Regions from separate parts of the Homo sapiens genome. Here region 1 is linked to region 2. The links are chromatin loops, found by intact Hi-C in ENCODE. Cell type or tissue: mammary epithelial cell. All regions are shown on one strand. Links, peaks and the distances in the headings refer to the core of each region. The heading gives the core; the rest is flanking DNA. Region 1 has its middle 17 kb from the start of LINC01543. Region 2 overlaps KCTD1 (potassium channel tetramerization domain containing 1).

Region 1 (12,393 bases), core at 1,912-9,911, 82 kb before region 2:
TTACTGAGTGATATTGATTATTAAGATGCAGACTAGGTTACAAAGAATGACGATGCTGATGTGGTCTAGTCTACCACATTTAAGCATAAATCCACTTAGAATCAAGCCACATGTGTGAAGCCCAAGGTTCTTGATATTCCTCAGCATATCTAAAGGTTACCCAGCTCAGCGTTCCATCTACTAAAGGAATTCCCTTCAGCATCCCTGAAACAAGCCTTCTACTTGAATAGTTCTACCTTATCCTAGAATTCACAATTGAACTGTCCTGTTACTCTTTATGTTCTGTCTTGGTTTGATTTTGAAATCTGCCTTCCTACAATTTAATATTTGGGACTTACTTTTTTCTTCCAAAAGCACATAACTAGCAATTTACTGATCCCTATGTATCAGATACTATGTCAAACTAAGCATCTTACCTGCATTATCTAACTTAATCCTCACAACAGCCTTCTGATAGAGAGTGGCAGAGAGGGGCTAGCGGTTCACTGAACTCGTTTTCCCTTGGCTGTGCAGCTAGACCACATTTTTAAGCCTCCTCATAGTTAAATGTGGCCTGGTGCCTGAGGTCCAGCGAATGAGATGTAGGCAGAAGGGATGTGTGACACTTTCAGATATGGCTCATGATAACCTGCCATGCATGAGCTTTTTATTTATGTATTTGAGACAGGGTCTTGCTCTCTCACTCAGGCTGGAATACAGTGACACGATCTTGGCTCACTGCAGCCTTGACTTCCCAGGCTCAAGTGATTCTCCCACCTCAGGCTCCCGAGTCACTGAGACTACAGACACATAGCACCATGTCCAGCTAATTTTTGTATTTTTAGTAGAGACGAGGTTTCGCTATGTTGCCCAGGCTGGTCTCAAACTCTAAGCCCAAGCGATCTTACCCCCTCAGCCTCCCAAAGTGCTGGGATTACAGGCGTGAGCCACTGCGCCTGGGCTCCACACATGATCTTGCATGCTCTTTCCCTTTCATGGTGACCTTGGAAGGTTGGTGATGAAAATGGCAGAGCCACCAGATGGAAGGAGCCCTACGTCACTGAATCTTCGTTTAGTGCAAAACTGCCTGCTAATCCAGAACACCCATTTTGGACTACACACAAGTGAGAAATAAGGCTCTGATGTGTAAGCCACTAACACAATATTTCTGTGATAGCAGTTAACAGCCGAATTAACTGATGCAGATGGCTACTACTCTTAATATTTTTATTATATGATAAAGACACTGCTGTGTCAAGCGACTAGGTAATTTACTGGAAGTCACAGAGAAAGTGGTGTTAAGATTTGAACATAGATCTGTCTAACCTCAGAGCCTGGACTCTTGATCCCTACACCCTACACTGAGATTTTCTTTAAATGCTTAGGGCTACTCTCTCCCACCTAATGGTATTTTAAAAATCTAAGGAAAGCTACCCATTTTCTTTCCTACACTTATTATTCCCTTCTCCAGGCTGATGGATCCCAGCTCTTTCAGTTCTCACAGTGGAAATTCTAGATTTCTCTGTATTTGTATTGTTTTCTTGGTTGTATTCTAATATCATAAAGGCCACATTAAAATATGGCTTCCCACACTAAATGCAGCACAGCAGGTGGGGCTTGGGGAGTAGGAAAGACAGTGTGCCCATTTACTACTTAGAATTCCATAATTCTGTAGGTACAAAGTTAAGACTGTGATTAATCATCCTAGCGCTTTTCACTCTCACTATTCAGTGTGGCCCATGGACCAGCAGCATTGGTATCAACTGGGAACTTGCAAGAAACGTAGGATTCAAGCCTCACCCCAGACTTTTTTTTTTTTTTGAGATGGGGTCTTGCTCTGTCACCCAGGCTGGAGTGCAATAGTGCAATCTCGGTTCACTGCAACCTCTGCCTCCTGGGTTCAGGCGATTCTCCTGCCTCAGACTCTGGAGTAGCTGGGACTACCAGCGTGTGCCACCATACCCGGCTAATTTATATATATGTGTATGTGTGTGTATGTGTGTGTGTGTGTGTATATATATATATATATATACACACACACACACATATATATACATATATATATGCATATATATACACATATATATACATATATATATACACATATATATACACATATATATATACACATATATATACACATATATATATATTTTTTTTTAGTAGAGATGGAGTTTCGCCATGTTGCCCAGGCTGGTCTCGACTCCTGACCTCAAGTGATCTCCCTGTCTTGGCCTCCCGAGTAGCTGGGACCACAGGTATGTGCCACCATATCCTGCTAATGTATTTTATTTTATTTTTAAATTTATTTATTTTTGAGACAGAGTCTCTCTCTGTTGTCCAGGCTAGAGTGCAGTGATGCAATCTCAGCTCACTGCAACCTCTGCCTCCTGGGTTCAAGCAGTTCTCCCGCCTCAGCCTCCTGAGTAGCTGGGATTACAGGCACCACCCACCACACCCAGCTAATTTTTTGTATTTTAGTAGAGATGGGGTTTTACCAAGCTCCCAAGGCTGGTCTCAAACTCCTGAGCTCAGGCAATCCTCCCACCTCAGCCTCCCAAAGTGCTAGGATTACAGGTGTGAGTCACTGTGCCCGGCCACATCCAGCTAATTTTTGGGTTTTTTGTAGAGATGGGGTTTCACCATGTTTCCCAGGCTGGTCTTAAACTCGTGAGATGAAGTGATCCTCCTGCCTCGGCCTCCCAAAGTGTTGGAATTACAGGCGTGAGCCACCACGCCCAGCCCCCACCCCAGACCTTTTGAATGAGATGCTTCTTTCTAGCAAGATCCCCCGGGGATTGTGATGCACACTGAAGTTTGGGATGCGCCTTTCTAACTGATAGTTGCCTTGATCAACCTAAAGAGGAAAGTTTAAATATATCTGGTTATACTTCATTTTGTTTGTTTAGGCCTGTTATTCTTAGCTGGTCACAATCATTTTGATTCTGTCACTTACTGAGAACATTTGAGTTCAAGTTCTTCAATCAACTATACAATTGGTTTTCCCTCTCAACCTTGTGTCATCCACAAATTTCATAAGCGTACTTTCTGTGTTCATTCAACTTGTGCATAAATGTGTTGAGCAAGACAGGGCCAGCAATAAAACCATGAAGCATGTTGCTGCCCTGCAACATCAATCTATTAATTAGCACTGATATCACTCTACAGTCAGCTGTGACTGTATCTAACTGATGGTACTATTGCAGAGTCCACAGGGTTTATGAGCAACTCTGAAGAACAAGTTGCTTGGTTCTAAGCACTATGCAGCATGTGGCTAACCCGTCTAGCAGCCATCTCAAAGAAGAGCAGGACAATGGGTGGAAGATCCCCATCTGTGATGGGCTGAATTGTGACCTTCCCAAATTTATGCATTGAAGCCCTCACCCCCAGCACCTCAGACGGTGACTGCATTCTGAGGTAAGGCCTTTAAAGAGATAAGTCACAGTGACAGAATCAGGATGGGCCGTAATCCAATGACTGGTGTCCTTATAAGAGGAGGAGATAAGGACACAGAAACACACATAGAGTGTGTGTGTCCTTACTTCATGTGAAGAAAGAGGGAGAAGTTGGCCATCTCCAAGTCAAGGAGAAAGGCCTGGATGGACCAGTCTTGCCTCACAGTCCTCAGAAGCAACTGCCCCCTGCCAACACCTTGATCTTGGATTTTTGGCCCTTCAGAACAGTGAGAAGATTAATTTCTGTTGTTTAAGCCACCCAGTCTGTGGTGCTTTGTTATGGCAGCCCTAGCAAATGAATAGACCATCCCCTCCTCTCTTCCACTATTGCTTTTTGGTGAAATTGGTCATCCTGGCCTTAGCAAGATAATCTGAGGTTTTAGCATAGCAGGCATGTTACTCAAAGTATGGTCCACGGACCAGCAGCCTAGGCATCACCTGGGAGCTTATTAGAAATGCTAACCCTGGCCCCACCTCAGAGCCACTCAGTGAGAATCGGCATTTTAACAAGATCCCTAGGTGACTGGCATTATAACTTTGAGAAGTGCTGTACTCCCAAACCCCTTCATTGATTTTTAGTAAACCTGGACTTTTCTGTATATTAGATTTACTTAAAACTGCATTGCCTAAGGATCAGATCCAATCCAGGCTTAGGAATTTTAAAACTGGATTGAACTCTAGCCATAGAGTCAGATTTCAGAATGAGGACTTGAAGCCCAGAGAGATGAGGTAGTTTGCCTGAGGACACAGCACTAGAATTCATTTTGATTTATGCACAATTTCTAGGAACACTGGTAGTATTTAAAAAAATTTTCGTATGCACCCTGGCAATGTCACTCAGTTTTTGAGCCAGACAAATGTAAGAACTGGGTCTGAACCTAAAGCAATGGACAAATTAGCTGACTACATACATTAACTGCATTTAAAGAGGTTAGTGCAATGAGGGGTTGGAAGAAATCCGAATTGTCTGCTAGACAGAAACACCACCATTCTTCCAGTTAGAGGGGCTAACACCCCACAGTTCACTCTATCTGGTCTTACTTTCAAAGGAGAGATTATTAAAGTCTGTCCTGTCTCTAACATTTCTAAGCAAATTCTCACACTTTTTTTTTTAAGATGCAGGATCTGGCTATGTTGCCCAGGCTGGTCTTGAACTCCTAGGCTCAAGTGATCCCCCCAACTTCAGCCTTCCAAGAAGCTGGGACTGCAAGTGTGCACCACTATGCCCAGCTTCACACATCTTTCGTATTCTGAATTTCCATTTTGATTCACATCAGAATGCCTTTGTGAGGCACACACAGCAGGTGACGGTGCAGGTAGTGTATGGCCCGAGAGCTGTGGGAGATTTGTTGTTTGTCTCAACTCCTATTTCTTTCACATTCTGCCTTTCTGTTTCCTTGTCTTCTCGAAAAGAGTGTTTATCGAATAGCTTACAGTTAGTGATACCCTTATTTTGTCACATGTCCATTGTACCCCCAGCACTGTGATGGGTCCACAGAGATGAGCCAAATCAGGGAGACACATCTATCACTAAATAATGACATGGGGCATGCTGGGTGCTGTGACGGCATGTGCCAGGTCCTGTGGGCCATGCAGGAGGAGGGCCTACTCTGGAAGAGACAGGGACTGGGGTGTTTTTTACATGAGACCTGGAGAATAAATAGGAGTGACTTAGGCTAAGCAGGAAGGTTTTCTAGGCAAAGGCTGAAGGTGTCATGCCATGTCTTATTTGGAGAATTGCTTAACTAAAGCTGGGGCATGTCTGGTTCAGAGTGCAGAGTGACAGCTTTTGTGAGCTAAGCTAAGGAGTACAGGAGTTAACTAGACTGTCTTGTCAGACCCCGCTGGTGGTTTTGCACAGAACATGTATCTCAAACTCCCTTGACTCAGGTGCTCCTGAAGGATAGTGCCTATTCGAATGTAAGTATGGGTGGTCCTGGCTTTCATGTAGTTTCCACTTGGCCCCCCATTCGTGCACGTACACAACCACCTTCGTCCATCTGATTTGGTCTTTCAGAGGTCGCAGATCTAATGATAAAGCATCTCGGGGTGGCCCCACCTACCTGCCAGGTACCACCACCGAGGGAACAGCCAGTGAGGGGTCACTGCCTTGCCACCAAATCAGTATTTGAAGAGAATCCTTGCTGCTCCCCATTCTGGGGTCTCCTCCACCCCAATACCATCCTTTCCTCCTCCTTGGTAGGGTTGGTGGGGGTGGGTGAGGGCAGGGACAGCTCTGGGTTATCTATAGACAGCCTCACACGTATCCACTGAGGTCCCACTTTTGGGATTTGTGTTTTTGGTAACAGGCAACAAGTGCCCCTTGACTGCAGCCTCGCTTGGGGGAAAACTCATGACTGGTGAGAGGTTTGGAGATGGAGGGGTTGTGGGCCCAGGCTGGATCAGAGGTCTTATCCAGCAGGGCCTCCTCCCTGGGCACTCAGCACCCAGGGAGCCTCTTAGCTGCCTGGCAGCTAGCATGGGCCTAAGGGTAGAAGTGCCTACAGAGACCATAATTAGGGATTTTATCATCTTGTTTTAGCTCCTCTGGAGCGGAAAGTCTGGAAGTCAGCGGGACCCCAAGCAGCTTGGCAGAGCCTGGCAGTGTCCTCCTGACAGTTGGTGGCAGCACAGGCCACCCTTTGAGTCACAGGCATGTTCCTCTGGGCTTCCCCAGAGGGATCAGGTGGAAACTGAGCACAGGAGGCCCTTTAAGCTGGCCTTGTGGAAGCCACAGGCAGCAGGTTTGCTTGTGCTGTTTCAGTGTTAACCCGGGTTAAGCATTTTCAAATGCTTCCTGCCCCAAGCTTTCTAGGCATCTGTCAATGGGCCTCCTGAAAGCCCTTCTTACTCACATGCAGTTCTGACCAGAGAGCTCCCTGCATCTCCTCACCTGCTGAGACCCTTCTCCTCACGCAGGTTGATAGAAGAAGTCTGGTATCCCAGCCATCACTCCCCAAAGGGATTCCCTGTTGTCTCTCAAGCTAGAAACTCGAGGAAGATCGGTGTCTCCCCTTTCATTATCCTATTGTCCGGGGGGATGAAGCCTCCGGCTCTGCAATCAAGACAAATAGACTTGTTTTACCTCCAACCCTCTGCCTCTAACTGGAGCCCCAAGTTTTATAGCCCTGCACCAACTAAAGGCCCATTAACCAGCAACTGGCTCCCTAGTCATTTTGCTAGAACTAGTTTGTTATCTACTAGGCTGGTCTGTCTGTTATACGAAGGGATTTGAGAGAAGAAATCCCTTCCAAGTATAGCCATGGGTGCCTGGTTGAGCCCCGAGGAGGTTATGCCTTCACTGGGTGTGCACTTCGGGTGCGAAGGAAATTAGTTCTCTCTCCCCAGGCCTGCACAGAGCTGCCGGTGTGGCAGTCACGGTCCAGGCTGGAAGAGGAGGTCTGGGTTTCACCTGGTCCCTGGACACCACGCAGGGGGCGGATGCAGGGCAGAACCCGGCAGAGGAGCAGCTGCCTGCGCCCTCTCCCCACCCCACCTCTCCTGTTTCCGCCCTGGCGCACAGGCCACGTGTCAGGCCACATCTTCTCACAGCTCAGAAACGTGGTCATGGAGATCAGGAGGATAAATACATTCATTCTCCACCTCAGCGTGGGATGGGAGTGGGGGAGCTGCCCTGAAATGCCCTCCAGGAAGGTCTCCAAGGGAGGCCTTTAATTAGCGCCTGGGGGATATAAAACTTGGGGCTCCAGATAGAGGCAGAGGGTTTGAGGTAAAAAGGGCAGAGGGAGGGTCCCTGTGGCCCTATAGCCAGGGCTCATATTTCCCTACTCAAAATCTAGATCTGTGATTTGACTGGAGGACCCACAGCTGCCATATCCATAGACCAAGAGCCTGAGGAGCCGCCTCCAGGTGGGGTCCATGTCACAGCTAACGGGCGCACGTGTTTCTCCCCCACCTGGATAGTGGAGAGTCCTGAGGAAGGGGAGCAGGAAGGGTTCTGACGGGAGAGATTAGGGACAGGCGCGGGCAGCCTCCCAAGGCCCCAGTGACTGGGCAGCATGTGCTGTTGGGCAGTTACTCCCCTGTCCAGCCTCAGCGGACTGATCTGTCCGAAGAGGAAAGGTGCCTGCTGTATATGCAAATTGGGATGATTCAATATGCAAATGTCCTCACAGAGGCCAGGGCAAGTGAAGTGCTTAGTGAACTAAAAACATAAGTGAACAAATAAGCTTCTTACCAAATCGGACCCCTCACAGACATTTCTCTCTTAGCCAGAACAAACTTGCAGCTTTGGGGAAGTTTGAGGGAAAAAAAAAAAAGTTGTGCCGTCCTCCCTGGTAGGGAGCCTGCAGTTTGGAAATCTTAAGAGGCCGAGCAGCAAGTTTGCACAGGAAAGAACAGAGTGCGGGGGTTTGTTGCCTCTGTCCTGCCCCTCTGTGAGCTCACTCGTGTCCCTGCTGAACCTCATCAGGGTCTAAATAACCAAGATCGAATGCAGTAAATAAAACAGAACCATAGGAGTATCGTTTCATCGTGGATTTAACAATTTCAAACTTTCATCAGAGGTTTGTTCAGAGGAAGGGGAGGAGGCTCTTCATTCTCCATTTAAGAAAACCAGACCACAGCATCTTCTTTAGATCCAAGGCCTCTGGTACTGGACCTGGAGCCTTTGAGCTCTGGGAGTTTATTGTAAACATCAATGTCGCCAAAACCCACAACTGAGGGCTGTTCCTGGGAAGTGGGTGGATGGGCGAATTTTTCTTTTTTTTTTTTTAATTCCAAAAATAATGTGATTTCTCTCTCTGTATCTTTATGTCACATGGGCTCTGAATGTGCCCAGCTGGTCATTCTCTTTTATAGGTAAATATGTGCCCATTTTATTAAAAGAAAGGCCTCTTACAATGCAGCTGGTAAGCTTCCTGCTCGCTAGTCCTCACAGATTCCTTGTTGCAACCGAAGCGGGCGTGTTACTTTGATAGTCATATGAAATAACCCTAACTTTGCCTGGGGATATTTATAACAAGACATGCAGAATTATTGCACCATAAAGGCTGCTTTGCTGATTCTTGCTGATTAGAAACTTAAAAAAAAGACGAATGGGATAAAAACCAAAAAGTCCCAACCGCTGGAGTTCTGAAGTCAGGCAAACTGGAGCCACAGTGGTTCCCCCAGCCCTTTGATACCAACCCTGAGGTTGGAGAAGTTGGGCCAGCTCCGTGAGCTAGCTCTGTGGGCTACTTTCCCGAGGTGCTTCATGCGTCTCCTACCTTCCCGCCCCAAGCTGAGGCCAAGAATGAATGACCTGGAAGGGACGGGCTTGTCTTTCTGCCACGCTGGGGGCCAGTGCCAAGTTTTGCTTTAGGAGAAATGAAGGCAGAGCAATCCCTGGTATTAGATGAGGCAAGTGTATTCCACCCTGCCCCCTGGCAGACAGGCCAAACAGGACGGGGCATTTTTAATTGATGCTAGGACCTTGCATGGATAAGAAGTTGGCAGGAATGGACAGAACCCTTTATTCTTCCTTCCAAGGTACCCATTTACCAGGCCCATCCTCAAGGGCATTGTGAAAGTGGGCCCAGTGGGGTTTCTTCCCCTGGCTGTTGGCCAGAATCAAACTGGTTTCATCAGGCCCTGAGTGTAGACGCAATGTGCGGTAATTGGTACATTCAGCGTTGATCCTCGTGTTCCTTGGGTGCCGTGAGGAGCTTTCCCATAACCTCTCCTATTTCGCGGCTTGTCTTTGGCCCTAACCAGCACTCTTTCTTCACCTCTGGTTGTCCTTCTCCACTCCTCCTCTGGCCACACGCACAGTTCACACATACATCACCCTTTATCCAATGGAGTCAGAGATTTCCCTGGATGTAGCTCAGGTGGAAAACCTGCTTGGAAAGGAAAAGAGAAGTCTTTTCTTACTCCTGGGAGGTGACTGAAGAATCCGGCAGCATGTTGCCCTGGCGGCTGTCTGACTCAATGCTCTGGTCACAGTGGGAAGAGCTGTTCTGTAGTGGCACCTTGGACCATGCCAGTAGCCAATCCTGGGGTGGGTGGCGGGTGTGGGGGCTCCCCAACAGTGTTAAATAATAATATTGAATAGAATAAAAGAATAATGATCCTGGGAGCATTCATGCACCCCACACCCTCCTTTCATAAAAGGCTACTGCTCCTAACTTTGGAGATTCCTGTGTGGCCTCCACCCCGTTCCTTGTCCCCTTGTCTCTACACTAAAAGTAATTAATCATCCTGAGTTGTGTATTCACCATTCTCTCGCCTTTCTTCATCTAACTAGAACTTTCTGTTTGCATATCTTTGGGCTTCACATGATGGAATGATACAGGACATAGCCTTCTGCAACGTGCTTCTTTCTGCTGGACACCAGCCTCCTGAGAAGCATCATTTGGCCACAGCTGTGAGTTGTTCAGTTTCCTGCTGCCTTGAGTCCCGTTGTGTGGAGACATTGATTGTGATGGACACATTGATTGTGATGGACACATTGATTGTGATGGACACTTAGGTTGTTTTCAGGTTTTTACTCTCCCAGACTCCCTTGCTATGCTATGTACATTCTAGACACGGCTCCTTGTTCAGGACTTTCCGTAGAAGTAAAGTTGCTGGATGATACGATTTGTACATCTTCAGTTTTCCAAGTAGCTAGGTCAGTCTACATTCTGACAGGTGGGGTATAGATCTACCACTCATTTCACATCCTTACCAACACTTGATATCATCTTTAATATTTGCCAGCCTGGTGGGCATGAAGTGATAGCTCACTGTGGTTTCTATTTGAATTTCCCTGTTGGTTAACGAGGATGGGTTTTTTCACATGCAAATTGGCCATGGTGACACACCTATTCAAATCTTTTGCCTATTTTTCTTGACAGATTAATAGGTGGGTGTTCTTTATATGTTTTGGATACCAATCTTGAGTCACTTATGTGTATTGCAAATATATTCTCCCAATTTTGGCTTATTTTTTTGTTATGGTGGCTTTTGCTGAACAGAAGTTATTAATTTTAACAGTTCCATTCTTTAATCTTTCCCTTTATAGTTTGTATAATTGTGTCTGGTTTCAGAAATCTTCCCCTTCTACATACAAATTCATAAACATAGTTTCCTCTAATGTCTTTTAAAAGTTTTATAGTTTTGTTTTTCACATTAACTCCTTAGCCCACCTGAAATTTGCTTGTTTGTTTGTTTTGTGACAGGGTCTTTCTGTTGCTTAGGCTGGAGTGCAGTGGCACAATCATGGCTCACTGCAGCCTCAACCTCCTGAGTTCAAGCAACCCTCCTGACTCAGCCTCTCAGGTAGCTGGGACTGCAGGTTCATGTAACCACACCTGGCTCTTTTTTTATTTTTAGTAGTGACAAGGTCTCTCTATGTTGCCCAGGCTGGTCTCAAACTCCCAGCTCTGCCTCCCAAAGTGCTGGGATTACAGGCCTGAGCCACTGTGCCTGGCCTATAATGATTTTATGTAATGCTGGAGTTCGTGAGTGTTCTGGTTGTCTATTGCTGCATAACAGATTACCCTCAAAACTTAGTTATTTAAAAAACATCCAGGCTGGGCACAGTGGCTCACACATGTAATCCCAGCACTTTGGGAGGCCAAAATAGGCAGATCCCTTGAGCCCAGGAGTTTGAGACCAGCCTGGGCAACATGGTGAGGCATCTCTGTAAAAGAAGTAGCTGGGTATGGTAGTGCATGCCTGTGGTCCCAACTACTCGGGAGGCTGAGGTAGGAGGATTGCTTGAGCCTGGGGAGGTGGTAGGGGGAGGGCAGAGGTTGCAGTGAGCCGTGATCACACCACCGCACTCCAGCCTGGGTGACAGAAGAAGGCTCTGTCTCAAAAAAATAAAAAATAAAACAATATCCACTTTATTATACCTACCATTTTGCAGGTTAGGAATCTGGGCAGGATTCAGCTCAGGAATATTCCCATTCCCTATGGACTCGTTGAGGTCACTTGGTGGTATTAAGCTGGCAGATGGGCTGGTCTGGCGGGTTCGAGAGCCTCATTCACATTTCTGGCCCATTGATAGAAAAACTGGAATTGCCTGGGATTGTCACTGCAGTGCTTTCACGATGCCTCTCTAGCTGGCATTCTCAGGGCAGTCTTATATCTTACGTGACAGCTCAGGGCTCCTCGACAGAGTGTTCTGAGACTAAGATGAAAGCCACACGCTTCTGCTCACTAGCCTTAGAAGTCATTCAGTGCCACTTCTGCCATATTCTATTATTAAGTACTTTCCTAGGGCCAACCCAGATTCAAGAGGAAATAAATTAGACTCTATGTCTCAGTGGAAAGAGTAGCAAAAAAAAAAAAAAAAAAAAGTGGGCATCTTACATTTTCCATAGGTAGCTAGTAGTTCATGATTTTTATATCTACATTTCATAAGTGAGATTGCAAACTTCTTTTCAGCTACTGTTCTTATCTGGTTTTGCTACCAAAGTTATGCAAGCCTCATTAAAATGAGATGGTGAGTCTTACCTACGTTTCTCTATTCTGAAATAATTTAAGACTACTTTTCCTTCTTTCTTTTTTTTTGTTTTGTTTGTTTGTTTTTAGAGACAGAGTCTCACTATGTTGTCCAGGCTGGTCTCAAACTCCTGGTCTCAAGCGATCCTTCCACCTTGGCCTTTCAAAGTGCTGGGATTGCAGGCATGAACCACCGTGCCCATTTCTTGAATGTTGGTAGAACTTGTGGCTAAAAGCATCTGAGCCTGATGTTTCCTTTGTAGGAAGATTTTTAAACTGTTGATTCAATTTTTGTATTGATTATGACTATTTGAGTTTTCTGTGTTCTCTTGAGTTTGAGTTTATTATGAAAAGTCACATTTATCTAGTAATTTGTTTCATCTACATTTTCAAATTTACTGGTATAATGTTTATAATAACCTCTTAAATCTTTGTAATGTCTTGAAGCATCAGTATTTATGTCTCATTTTTTGTTTCTGACATTGTTACTTGTGTCTTCTCTTTTTCTTGATCAATCTTGCCAGAA
Region 2 (12,393 bases), core at 1,892-9,891:
TCAGGTTCTTAAGAATTTCTTTGTTTCTTGTGTAATCATTCAGTTACTCATTCACTCTTTCCACCAGTATTAGTGGGGGCTCACTATGCCAGATACAGGGGATGCAGTAGTAAATAAGCCACAGTCCTTGCTTTTGTGGAATTTAAGTCGTCGGGGCTGGGAGTGTGGGTCAAGTGCAGTGTGATCAAGTGTGTCACTGGGTGTGCACAGTGGGCTCAGGAGGTGCACCTGGCTCACCTAACTCAATCTGGGGTTGGCAGGGAAGAAAGAGAAAGCTCATTGGAGACCTGAAGGAGAAGAAGTTGGCCAGGTACAGGGGCAGGAGGTAAGGTTAGGTAAGCAGGGAGAAGGGTGCGGAAGATACAAAGGCTTGTAGCCAAACCCTGCCATGTGATTACTCTCTATTGGGGTGTAGTCAGGCTGGCTGAAAAATGAGGCTGAAGCAGCAGAAGCCAGATCGTAAAAAGCCATGTGAGCCGGGTCAAGGAGTTTAGATTTGGTCTCAAGGGCAATAGCGACTGGTGTCAGGCTATGTTGTCAGGGACAGTAAGTAAAAGAGCACATTTAGGAGTGAGACAGTCAAGGTGCCACATCTGAAATCACGCCTTCTCACAGACACAGCTTCTGGCTTATCCAAATCCTGTCTGTTTTGCCTTGCTTTGACTACATCATTTGCATAATGCAGTGGTTCTTAACCCTGGCTACACAGTGGCATCACCTGGGCAACTCTGAAAAAATAATGATGCTGGGCCCCCATCCCCAGCTATTCTGATGTAATTGGTTGGGAATGAAGCCCAGGCATCTGTATTTTTTTTAAAAAAAACTCTCCAAGTCTCAACTGAGTTGAGAACCAGTGTAAAGGAGGTTGAGCAGAGAGACCAACGAGGAGGCAAGTCAACATCAATTGAGACCCTGTCATTCTGAAGTGTCAGAGCATACTTTCTTAAACTGTGAAGGATCTCCAGGACAACCAAGTTCAGCCTCTCATTTACAAATGGAGACACCGAGTCACAAATATGTAACACTCAAGGATGCATGGCTGGGTAGACACAGAGGTGGCTCCAGACCCCACCATGCTGCCCCTGTGGTGATTGGCACAATGGTCAACTTCAAGCTTACGGGGGACAATGGCTCTAATGCCAGTTACTACTCATTGAATAGCATTATGTGCCAAAGAGTGAGCTGGCTGCTTTAAGGGTTTATATCTCATTTAATCTTTAAAATGAGGTCAAGGAAATCATTGGTAGACTGAGAAGATACCCTACACTGAACTGAACCAAACCAAACTGAAACACCCCAAGACTCCTGAGGTTCCTTTCAAACTGCTGGTACAATCATAAAGAGGCCTAAGGAGGGATGGGAAAGAGGATTCTCAGGGCAATGGAAACCTCTGGGAAGAGTAGTACACATGAGGTTTCATCTCCACTTACCTTGCAGCTCTTGTTCTATTATGTGCTGTGTCCCTACACTTAATCCTGAAAACTCTTACGGGATTTGTCACTTTACAGCTAAGGAAGTTTAGCTTGAAGAGGCTGCCAATTCTGCCGAAGCTGTCTTCTGGCTCTAGGCTCTGTACCCCCCACCCTTCCCATGCTGCACTGTCTAGGGCACCCCATGCCACCTCATGAACCAAGGCATGTAACTCGACACCAGGCCTGGCTTTACCGAGAGGCCAGCAGGTTAATCCTTTCAACTCTCCCCTGTGGTCCATGCATGGTAATTACAGAGGGAGGGCTCATCTGCATTGCTGCAGGATGGACCAACCCAGAGAGGGTGGAGACATCCTGCTCAGGGGTGAGGCTGGGGAAAGAAGTGCAAAGACAGATGGACCACAGGATGAGGATGGCGAGAAAAGGGAAGGGCCCGGGTGGTTGGGCCCTTTTATCCATTTGGCTCTCCTTTGCCAAGAAATGCCTCTTTTTCTCTATGTCTAGGCTTCCAAGCCATGGGACATATGGTTTGGACTTTAGGAAAAGATTTCATTTAGTTTCTGGTCCAGAATTATTTTGCTGGCTAAGAGATTCAGAGGCTACTTACAAATGACATCTTTAGCATTTGGAGATATTTAATTATAAAAGTGATACCTGCTTATGTTGTCAACTGGAAAAGTATAGACGGTGAAGGAGCAGCAAAACAGAAGAACAATCTGCTGTGAGCCCACCACTCAGCAGGGAATTAATTTTAAAAAATCTGATTTAAAGAGTATTTTTCTTTCTTTTCTTTTTTCTTTTTGTTTGAGAGTGAGTCTCGCTCTATCACCCAGGCTGGAGTGCAGTGGCATGATCTCGGCTCACTGCAACCTCTGCCTCCTGGGTCAAAGTGATTCTCCTGCCTCAGCCTCCCGAGTAGCTGGGATTACAGGCACCTGCCACCACGCCCGGCTAGTTTTTGTATTTTTGGTAGAGTTGGGGTTTCACCATGTTGGCCAGGCTGGTCTTGAACTCTTGACCTCAGGTAACCTGCCCACCAAGGCCTCCCAAAGTACTGGGATTACAGGCATGAGCCACCACGCCCAGCCTGAGTATTTTTCTATTGAACCATTTTGTTTTTGGAAGCACTTGTAGCTTCATACTTTTTTATGGTTACTAATTTGGATTCTCAACCAACTTTTTTTCCTAATATCTGAAACCTAACATAGACAAATCCAGGGTGGAGGCTGGGTGAAGGTGTGTAAGTTGTGGGCATGCACAACGGAGATGTGTGTGTGTGTGTGTGTGCACACATGAGAGGCATGTGCAGAGCTGACACCGCACGTGCAACCTAAACTCAGGACAGCAGGAAGGGAAGGAGTCGTGGAGAGAGGAGATGGTGTTGCAACCTTTGCCTCCTTTCTGCTGAGATGAGAGAGGAATGAAACAAAGTGGGGGGAAGGGAAGGAAATGCTAGGTTAATATATGAAACCTTTAGAAAAGTATTCTCCCTGTTTTGCATATATTTTTAAATGTCCATAATAAAAAGTTTTTCTGTTAAAAAAGGGAATGCGATGCTGGAGATAATTATAGTGTAAAAAATATCATCAGTCAATTTGTTGTTTCAGAAGTCTGCATTATCATAAACAGCATTTAATTCGTTTAAAGTATTATAACTGTTAAAAATTCTAGGACTAGCTCTTTAAGATTTCCAGACTCAAGAAATTTCATCTATATTTCATGAACACAGATAAAAATTAATTCAGAGCTTGTTATAGAAATGGATAGAAGTAATTTAAGAGAAGGGGGAAAATACCTTCTAAGTAAAAACAAACAAAACAAATTATATCTACTTATGAGGAGATAATGTTTCTAGTACCTGTTCCCTGAGGTGGCATCATTTTCTTAAATGATACATAGAACTGAAGAAAGTAGGGGAGAAAGGAAAGGCAAGTTTGAAATATAAGAAAAAGTATGAGTGCAATAACAAGTCAGGAACTCGGCGTTTTGTAGAATCCATCACTGAGGGCTCAGGGCCACTCGGGGGTAGCTGATTCTCTGGTAAGCTTATTAATCCTCCCCTGACTTCGGTTAGAAAATTTTTAAAAATTAGAGGGTTACATTGACTGTTTACTATGAAAAGTACTATTACAATGAAACTGAATCTTTTTAGAATTGACATAAGTAGACTTTTTGTTTCTTCATTTACTGAATGCCCACCATGTTCCCTGTGCTCTTTGGGGCCTTAAACTGGGCATGATATGGTCCCACTGGGTGTCACGGAAGGACAGAGGAGAGGGAACCAGCCGGCCTAGGCAGGCAGGGAAGGCCTCCTGCTGGAGGCAATGACTCTGCAGGGTTTGGAGTAAGGGGAAGGGCACAGGGGCTTGGAGAAGAGATTTTAGCCCAAGAGCTCAGCTGAAGGGAGGCCACGGAGGCAGGAAAGAACATGATGTTTGATGGGTGACGTACAGACACAGCCAGTGAGGAGCATTTCTCTCAGTATTGACCTGAGCGGGGTAGATAAGGGCGCCATTATTCACAAGAGTTTTGGCACAGTCCTTCAGTCATGTCTTAGGAACTTCCTGGCATGTTCAGCTCCAAGACCCATAGACCTGGGTTTGAAACTTGCCTTGAGTTTTGATTTCTTCACCTGAGCAATGGGATAATACCTACCTCAAATAATTCTCATGAGGAATAAGTGGATATCTAATAAGCCCTACATTGAACTGAGTGTTCATCTGTGCAGGGCACAGTATAGAGTCTTGACACCTCCATGAGGTAGGTACCATTATCCCCATTTTAGAGGCAAGGACACCTAGCCAACTAATCAATGGTAAGGCCAGAATTCACAACCAGGCAGCTGGACCGCAGGGCCCAGCTGGGACCCACATCCTCACTGTGGCCATTCTGCTGCTCAGTAAAGCACTGTGCGTGGCCTTGGTAAATGCTGACAGATTTGCATCCTTGGGAGACAGTGTGCTATGCCAAAACAGAATTCTGACTGAATAGAAAATCCTGCATGCATCTTGAATTGAAAGAAAACTTTTAAGATCACCTGGGCCTGTTCTCTGACTTGAGTGTTTGTTTAAACATGATTTCTAGGGTAAATGGCTATTTGTCTAAAATCAGTTGAGGATCAGATCATCATAACCTCCCTGGGAAGCCCAATTTAGTATTTTTTTCAGCTAGAACAGTTTCTGTTTAGGTTTTCCCTTGCTTTTTATTTGGGCAGGCAAGCATGAGCATATGCACAGAACCTGCCCCACAGCCCACGCCCACCCTCCTCTCAACACTGTTCTATATTTGGAGGTATTTCTGATACACTCCTTAGTCTCTTAATTTAAAACTCCATAATGTGTTTTCCATTTCACAATAATAATTGCTATTCAGAGAAAAAAATGTTAAAATAGCTAACATGTATTAAGAGTATCAAGTACTCCGCTAAAAACTTTATGGATTATCTAATTTAATCCTTTTTTTTTTTTTTTTTGCCCAGGCTGGAGTGCAGTGGCATGATCTCGGCTCACTGCAACCTCCACCTCCCGGGTTCAAGCGATTTTCCTGCCTCAGCCTTCTGAGTAGCTGAGATTACAGGCGTGCGCCACTAGGCCAGCTAATTTTTGTATTTTAATAGAGACGGGGTTTCACCATGTTAGCCCCCATGTCTCGAACTCCTGACCTCAAGCGATCCGCCCCACTTGGCCTCCCAAAGTGTTGGGATTACAGGTGTGAGCCACTGCACCCGGCCCTGATTTAATCTTATTGCAGCTCTATAAAGTATTTTGATTTTCCTGATGGAGAAACTGAGTTATAGAGCCATCGAGTAACTTGCCAAGGGTTTCTGAGCTACGCAGTCTATTGTCCCTGAAGAGTGAGGGCCAGCACATGCTCGATGCTGTCCCCGACTCACAGTGTCCGTCTGTCCCAGAAGTCCCAGCTCCTTTCCTGCTCTGGCACCTCCTGCCAATCTTTCTTCATCTCGCAGTTGCGCTCTTTGTTACAGAACGAACTCTTTTGCATGTGTTCCCAATGAACCTAATCTGTGTTGGAAGGACTGTTCCTATTCCTGGGTTTCTCAGTATTCGCAACCCTAAATACTGGACTGGGGCCTTCCTGTGTGAAGAAACATTCTTGATTCTTCATCTGTGGTGTCAATAGCTCTAACAAATGGAACAGACTCTGGGCCCGTCCCCCTGTGACTGCTGCTCTCCAGGTGGCCCCGTCTCTCCCTATTTTTTGATTATTTCCCTTGGTGTTTTACTGTTCCAGACTGTTGGAATTAACTTGCATGTCACTGCAGTCACTTCATATAAAAACGTCAGATTAATTATATGACACTATGAGAGGAGTATGGCCAAACCAGCTATATCTATTTTCAATTTAACAATTTTTCCCACTTGCAATCATGCCAGCAAAAGAACAGTATTTAAATCTTTTGCTTTTTACCTATAAGTGAAAAACCAGAGGCTTAACACAGCGCTTAATTCAAAAAGAAAGAACTAGAAAATAGACGTAATTTACTTAGAGACTAGGTAAATACATTTTGGACACCTAACAGAAGATACCTGGAAGCAAGTAACTGAATCTACCCTGATTCCTTCACACCCCCACCTTACCCCTCCATACTCAGACACACACACACACGACTTCATTGATGGTATCAGTCAACGGAATATCTCTTCAAATATCTACAGTATTGAAAGGTGGTTGGATGAATGAAAAGGAATGAATTATTCTGTCGTTTATGATGTCAGAGTGACTAGGAAGCTTAAAAACACATTCAGAACCTAAGCCTTGCAATGACAAAGTCAAAGGAAGGAGACAGCCTCAGGACTGTGAGCTATATCTCTTGAAAAGGAGGACAGAAAGCTGAAAATTGGACAAGAATCCTAATATACAACTTCAAAAGTATATAGACATTTTAAAGAATCTATCAAAAGTCCATATTACCCAACATTTTAAGAATGTCTAATTGCTTCTTCAAATCACAGTGGAGGATGTGCCTGGTTGGCTTTACGCTCTGAGAAGCTTAAGGTTTCTAATTTATGTCGCAAGCTTATTTAAATAGCCACCAAATCAAAATGACATGTGAAAAATATTAAGTTTATATCAGCTAATGATTCAAAGACAACACTTGTGGGTGTGTGTGGTTGGGAAATACCCAAGAAGGCGCTGACAGCATTCTGCCCTTGGGTGCACTGTGGCCAACAATGCACGGTCTGTAGGTGTGTGTCTTGTGCAATTGTCTACGCCCTTCTGGGCTTAGTCGTGGTTTATCATAGTTCAAAAATTTACCTAGACGCCCCAAGCCAGTCCATAGCCATGCTAGGTGATAGGAATATCTATCAATATTTCTCCCTACCCCTCAAAGAACAGAACCAAGCCCTAACCTGAAAATCATTTCAAGAAATAAAAGTTTCCCAGCTAAGAAGGATTCCTCATTTTTTTCCTCTTCCTTTTAAGATGATCATGTACAGGCATTGAAAAGTTTTAGTAGTAGTTTGATGACTTCACTTCCCATAACTTCTTGTTCCACTAGCTTTTCATTCAGAAGGCCTGGGTGAGAAAGAAATACTTTTCTAATTTAAAAATCTGCATAAAGAATTATCAATGGGTTCCTCAAGAGCCTGACACATGGTGTACTTGGAAATACAAACCATATCTTCCCTGTTCAGCTTTTCTAATCGTTATAGACATCAAGCTAGGGTGAAGAATGGAACTTCATTTTTTTTTTTAACGTGGTTCCCTAGGTTTCCTTGGTTGATACAACAACCTTTATTCCAGTCCATTTTCTCTGAATTCCACCCTTAATGCCATTTTGTTCCTTCTGCAATGTATCATCAAAATGATGATGTTTTAATGATGTACCTTCTTTAGGGCCCCTAAGATTACAGATCAGTGGGATATACTTAAAAGAGCATTCTTTTTTTTTTCTTTTATATTGACTGTTTGTGTTGCTTTGAGACTAGGAGAGTTTTCAGTTTTTAGGTAAGCTCTAAAGCCCTCAGGACTTTCTAAGCTATTTTTTGAAAATCAATTTTTGGCGGGGTGGGAGGGGCCTCGCCAAGTTTAACGAGGCTGGGTGGGAGTTCAGGAACACACTCAGCTCCGATCACAGAAACAAGTTTGGGCGAGCTCAAATTCACCCTTCAGCTATGAAGCCCTCCCAGCCTGGCAAGGTTTGCCACTGTTTGAAAGTGGTGGTTAGCTGTTATGTACAGTTGTAATTTATCTTCTGAATATGAAGAACACAATAAGAAAAGTTGCATAAGAATAAAAATAATCATTACCACCAGAAAAGATAAACAGCAATGTTATTACTAAGCAAACTGACACTTGGCATTTGACACTCGGTAGCAGCAGGAAGCCATTATCCAACGAGTGTCTTTTCCACTGATACCACGTCTTGAATAGATTCAGACAGTCGGGCAAATAGCTGATAAAATTGTGGCACTGAAACATGATTTTTAAAAAACATTTTCATTTGCAAATGTCACTGCCGTCAGATTGGAGCTTCCAGGTGCCTACTGTTGAAATATGAACGCATGAAAAACACACACCTCGTAAGATTACACCTGACTCTCATCCCCTGCTCGGACCAGGACCATCCTGGGTACCTTCGAAAGGCCAGCACGGAAAGCATTCTGCACCAACGCAGCTGGCTGCTTTGGGGACAAACTGTCACCACTTCCTATCTCCAGGCAGCTTGAGAGTAATCTTTCAGAAGCCAAATATTGGTAATTCATCTAACTGAGGCTATAAATCCTGCATTTTTAGTAAAAAGAAATGGTATTTTTATACGCGACTTATATAATAATAATAGACTGAACTGTCTGGTGATGCGGTGGACCAGACTCTTCTCCTAACATAGCTCACGTTTCAGTGATCCATGTTTCAGTTATGTGGCAGTGGACCCATGAGATATCTTTCAGAGGGACTTTCTGATACTACTCATAGGAAGTTTGGGTTAGAGATAGTGTTTCCCTGTGTTTCCCAAGCTGGTGTTGAACTTCCAGCTTCAAGCAATCCTCCTGCCTGGCCTCCCAAAGTGTAGGGATTACAGGCCATTGTGCCTGGCCTGTTTTTTTTCTTTCAATCCTGAATATTTAAATGAAAATTATAACATCATGGTTTTGGGGTGTGAATAAATGCTTCTGTTTGGGAGTTGGGGGTAAAGGTTATTTTCCACGTTGGCCTGATAAAAAACATTTCCTCAGCTTGAGAATAACTTGTACGGGATTTTCTTCCAGCCTAGCATACGCATAGCATAGGTATCCTTGAAAGAAGATGTGTGAGATTCGTGGGCTGGGCTGTATGAAATAACATCTAAAATTTTAAACCCCTTTGAATGGAACTGTTCTCAAGACACAGTAAAGTGGAGCATATTTGTCACATGTTAACGTTGTAAGAGATTATCTGAATCTTCTATGAAATGCTTATGAATTTTTCAAACGAGTAAATCAATCACATGGTTTATTATTATAAAAGTTCTTTCTGGTATGATAAGGGTAGACTCGAAATACGATGAAAAAACAGAGCAAAAATGCCTGGGGTGTTGCTCAATGATATTATTCATGACTGATCAAAAACGAGTACAGTCAGTATTATTGTCCCAAGCGATGTGGATTGTGCCAGAGTCAATAGGAAAGGCCTCACTCTGCCAGTGAGTCTCCTGCCACACCACCATGGTGCCCATGGTACTGCATGGTGACGCGTTTACATCTCACCACCTTTCTCTGCAGCTCAGGTGCCCTGACTTGGAGAGGCATGTGGATTGTGGGGAAACTTAAAACTAAAGATTTTCCTCACAACCTGGGAGATATAGATTAAGTAAACAGCAGGTGGAGCTCAGGAATCTGCATCATTAGAAGTACCTCGAGATGACCCTGACACAGGGGGATTAGGGAAAAGCTATCAATTGGAGGAAAGCATTCTGAAGGCAGGGGACACTCTTCTGTTAATCTGGTTCATTGCTCTTTCCCTCCAGGATAGCGAGACTAGAAAATTCCTTTCTGGTTTGTGCCTTGAATTAAAAACGATGTAAATCTTTGCTGCCCATATTAAACTAGGCCAGGCAGGTCCTAAGGCTACTCTAGCACCTAAGACTCAAAATGTTTGACTTTCACACTGCAGCTGCCCTGGGGTGGCTGAGTTGCTCCAGGTCATAAAGGGAGATACTAAGCAAAATTCATTCACATTCAACAAATATTTATCAAGTGTTTGCTCTGTGCCAGGCACCGAAGACTACTGGCGGATCTGTTATTTGTTTTAAAACCTAGGGCATAGGTTTAGAGGGCTTTTTTTTTTAGATAGAGTCTTTCTGTGTCGCCCAGGGTCTGAAGTACAGTAGTGTGATCTCGGCTCACTGCAATCTCCGCCTCCCGGGCTCAAGCGATTCTCATGCCTCAGCCTCCCGAGTAGCTGGGACTACAGGTGCATGCTACCATGCCCAGCTAATTTTTGTATTTTTAGTAGAGATGGAGTTTCACCAGGTTGCCCAGGCTGGTCTCAAACTCCTGAGCTCAAGTGATCCGCCCACCTCGGCCTCCCAAAGTGCTGGGATTACAGGTGTGAGCCACCGCACCTGGCCCAGAGAGCATATTTTTACAATAAAAATTTAAACAAAGTTTCCTGGATTGGTGTGTGAGTGTATGCATGCATGCGTGCTTATGTGTGTTCCATGTAGGAGTGTGAACCTTGAGTGTCGCACTGGTTGTTGCATTGGCGGGGTGTTTTGGGGTCTACTGTTCCAGCAGCAACAAGAAAGGAGGGCACAGCAGGAGGGTGGTGACTAACACAGCCATGGGCCTCAATCCTCCCAGCCTGGAGAGCAGCCCTCAATATCCCAGTGTTGTCAAGTGCACCATTCTTTCCGGTGGGCACACAGTGCAAGGATCAAAGCTGGTCACTGACTGTTGCTAACAACTTTCTCTTCATAGGTACAAACAACGAGCCATCAGACAAGTGGCAAGGTCACTGGTCCAAAGTCAACTTTGTCCCTGGCTGCAGGCAGGCTTGCACACTGGACATGTGGGCCTGAAAGAAAAGGACTTCAGAAACCCACACGCAAATAAGAACAAGACCCATTTATCCCATTGCCCAGTCCAAGGCGGTCCTTTCCAAACTGTTCCAAGTCATGATACACACAGAAAATGATGGTGCCATATTTGTATGACACTAGGGTAGCAAGAGTTTTGTTCACGGCAGGAAGTGACTGGCCTGGAGCTCTGGCTTCCTCGGGGGCTGAAGGGCTCACATGGGTAACCCATGTCCCAGCACTAACAGAGATGCCCTTGGCTAGGGAATAAGGTGAAGGCTGCCTTGAGAAGAAAGTGGCTTGAAATATCATAGACAACTTGACCTTTTGTCTAAAAACCACTCTTAGAACACAGTTCCAAAAGGGGTGTGTTGGACTATATGGCTGAACATGGGAAACATTAAAAAATCCTGTGCCCAGTCCCTGCTCCAGACCAATAAAATTGGGATCCAAAGATCCCACTTGGGGTGGGCATGGTGGCTGATGCCTATAACCCTGGCACTTTGGGAAGCCAAGGAGGATCACTTGACCCAGGAGTTCGAGACCAGCCTAGGTAACAAAGTGAGACCTCGTCTCTACAAAAACATAAAAAATTAGCCAGGTGTGGTGACATGCACCTGTAGTTCCAGTTACTTGAGAGGCTAAGATGGGAGGATTGCTTGAGCCCAGGAGGTTTATGCTGCAGTGAACTGTGACTGCACCACTGTACTCCAGCCGGGGCAATAGAGTGAGACCCTATCTGGAAAAAAAAAATTGGAATCTTTGAGGGGTAGGGGCAGGCAATTTTTTGTTGTTGTTGTTGAGTCCCAGTTGATTCTAACCTGCCCCTGAGTTTGAGAACCATCATTATGAGGCTGGGAGCCGTGGCTCATGCCTATAATCCCAGCACTTTGGGAGGCTAAGGAGGGTGGATCACTTGAGCCCAGGGGTTCAAGACCAGCCTGGGCAACATGGTGAAACCCCGTCTCTATAAAAAATTAAAAATTAACCGAATGTGGTGGTGTGTGCCTGTAGTCCCAGCTACTCAGTGGGAGGATGGCTTGGGCCTGGGAGGTAGGATCATGCCACTGCACCGCAGGCTGAGTGACAGAACAAGACACTGTCTCAATAAATAAATAAATAAATAAATAAATAAATAAATAAATAAATAAATAGAACCATTGTTATCAAAGAGGAGGAAACAATAAGCATCATGGAGTCAGAGTGGGAGCTGGAGGCCTGGCTCTTACCCCATTTCCCAAAGAACACTGACTCTTAAGGTGAAGCCACTTAACCTCTCAGAGTTTCAGGGCTCTTCTCTGTAGGGATAGAGGGATAAATACAGTTCCTTACCTATAAGGTTATATCTGATATAACCTTATATATAAATACCGTCCCTACCTATAAGGTTATATGAAATAAACCCAACCCAGCCTTTAAATGTAACTTTATGATTTGAATAACGTTACTCAATTATTTTCCCTTCATTCTTTGGAGGATCTGGCCTCTGAGTACAATATTTTACCCAATCATTAATTTATACATTGAACAAACTTTTGAATGTCCACCCTGCGGCTGGGATGCTACCAGGTCCCAAGGATACAGGATGAAACCTCCCTTCCAGGGAGAGGGTTTCTGTCTATGATGAGACTGAGTTTTGGGTTAAGTGAGAAGTTACTGGAAGTTGAGTGTATGACCCGGAGTCCTGCCCTGAGTTATTTCATGTTAGGATACCCAGTATGACTCATCTGGCCATCAGAAGCTCTGGCAGGGGTGCAAATGTGCGATGTCTGTGGCTAGCAGAGTGGCCTTCATTTTCATAGATCCAGTGTGATTTGTGATAGTGACAAAATCTGCTTCTAAATCTAAACTGACATGCAAACTAGATTTTGTCTTGAAAATATAGATGAACAAAGATGTATTTTTTGGGGGGAAAAACATGTAGGAATAAAATTAGTTTTAATA

The links. A loop is a pair of places that touch in the nucleus more often than their neighbours do. Peaks named below come from ENCODE experiments on the same cell type or tissue, not always from the same donor. Only the 100,000 strongest peaks of a DNase experiment are listed, where the experiment ranks them.
Region 1: a loop joins it to region 2, with 4 times the contacts of the local background. A loop is called at or near these places in 4 of 110 quality-filtered maps.

The regions. Positions count from the first base shown.
Region 1 is chr18:26,399,527-26,411,919 of GRCh38, forward strand. No RefSeq gene overlaps it. Among named protein-coding and RNA genes, the nearest start is that of LINC01543, 17 kb to the right of the region's middle. In mammary epithelial cell, for the core only: a CTCF peak has its summit at 6,052 (motif pointing right); a DNase peak (open chromatin) is centred at 8,385; H3K27ac peaks cover 783 bases.
Region 2 is chr18:26,481,051-26,493,443 of GRCh38, forward strand. All of the region lies in intron 2 of KCTD1 (potassium channel tetramerization domain containing 1), which reads right to left. Among named protein-coding and RNA genes, the nearest start is that of KCTD1, 61 kb to the right of the region's middle. RefSeq lists an enhancer at 1-656. In mammary epithelial cell, for the core only: no CTCF peak of the experiment used is centred there; DNase peaks (open chromatin) are centred at 6,621 and 7,561; H3K27ac peaks cover 4,297 bases.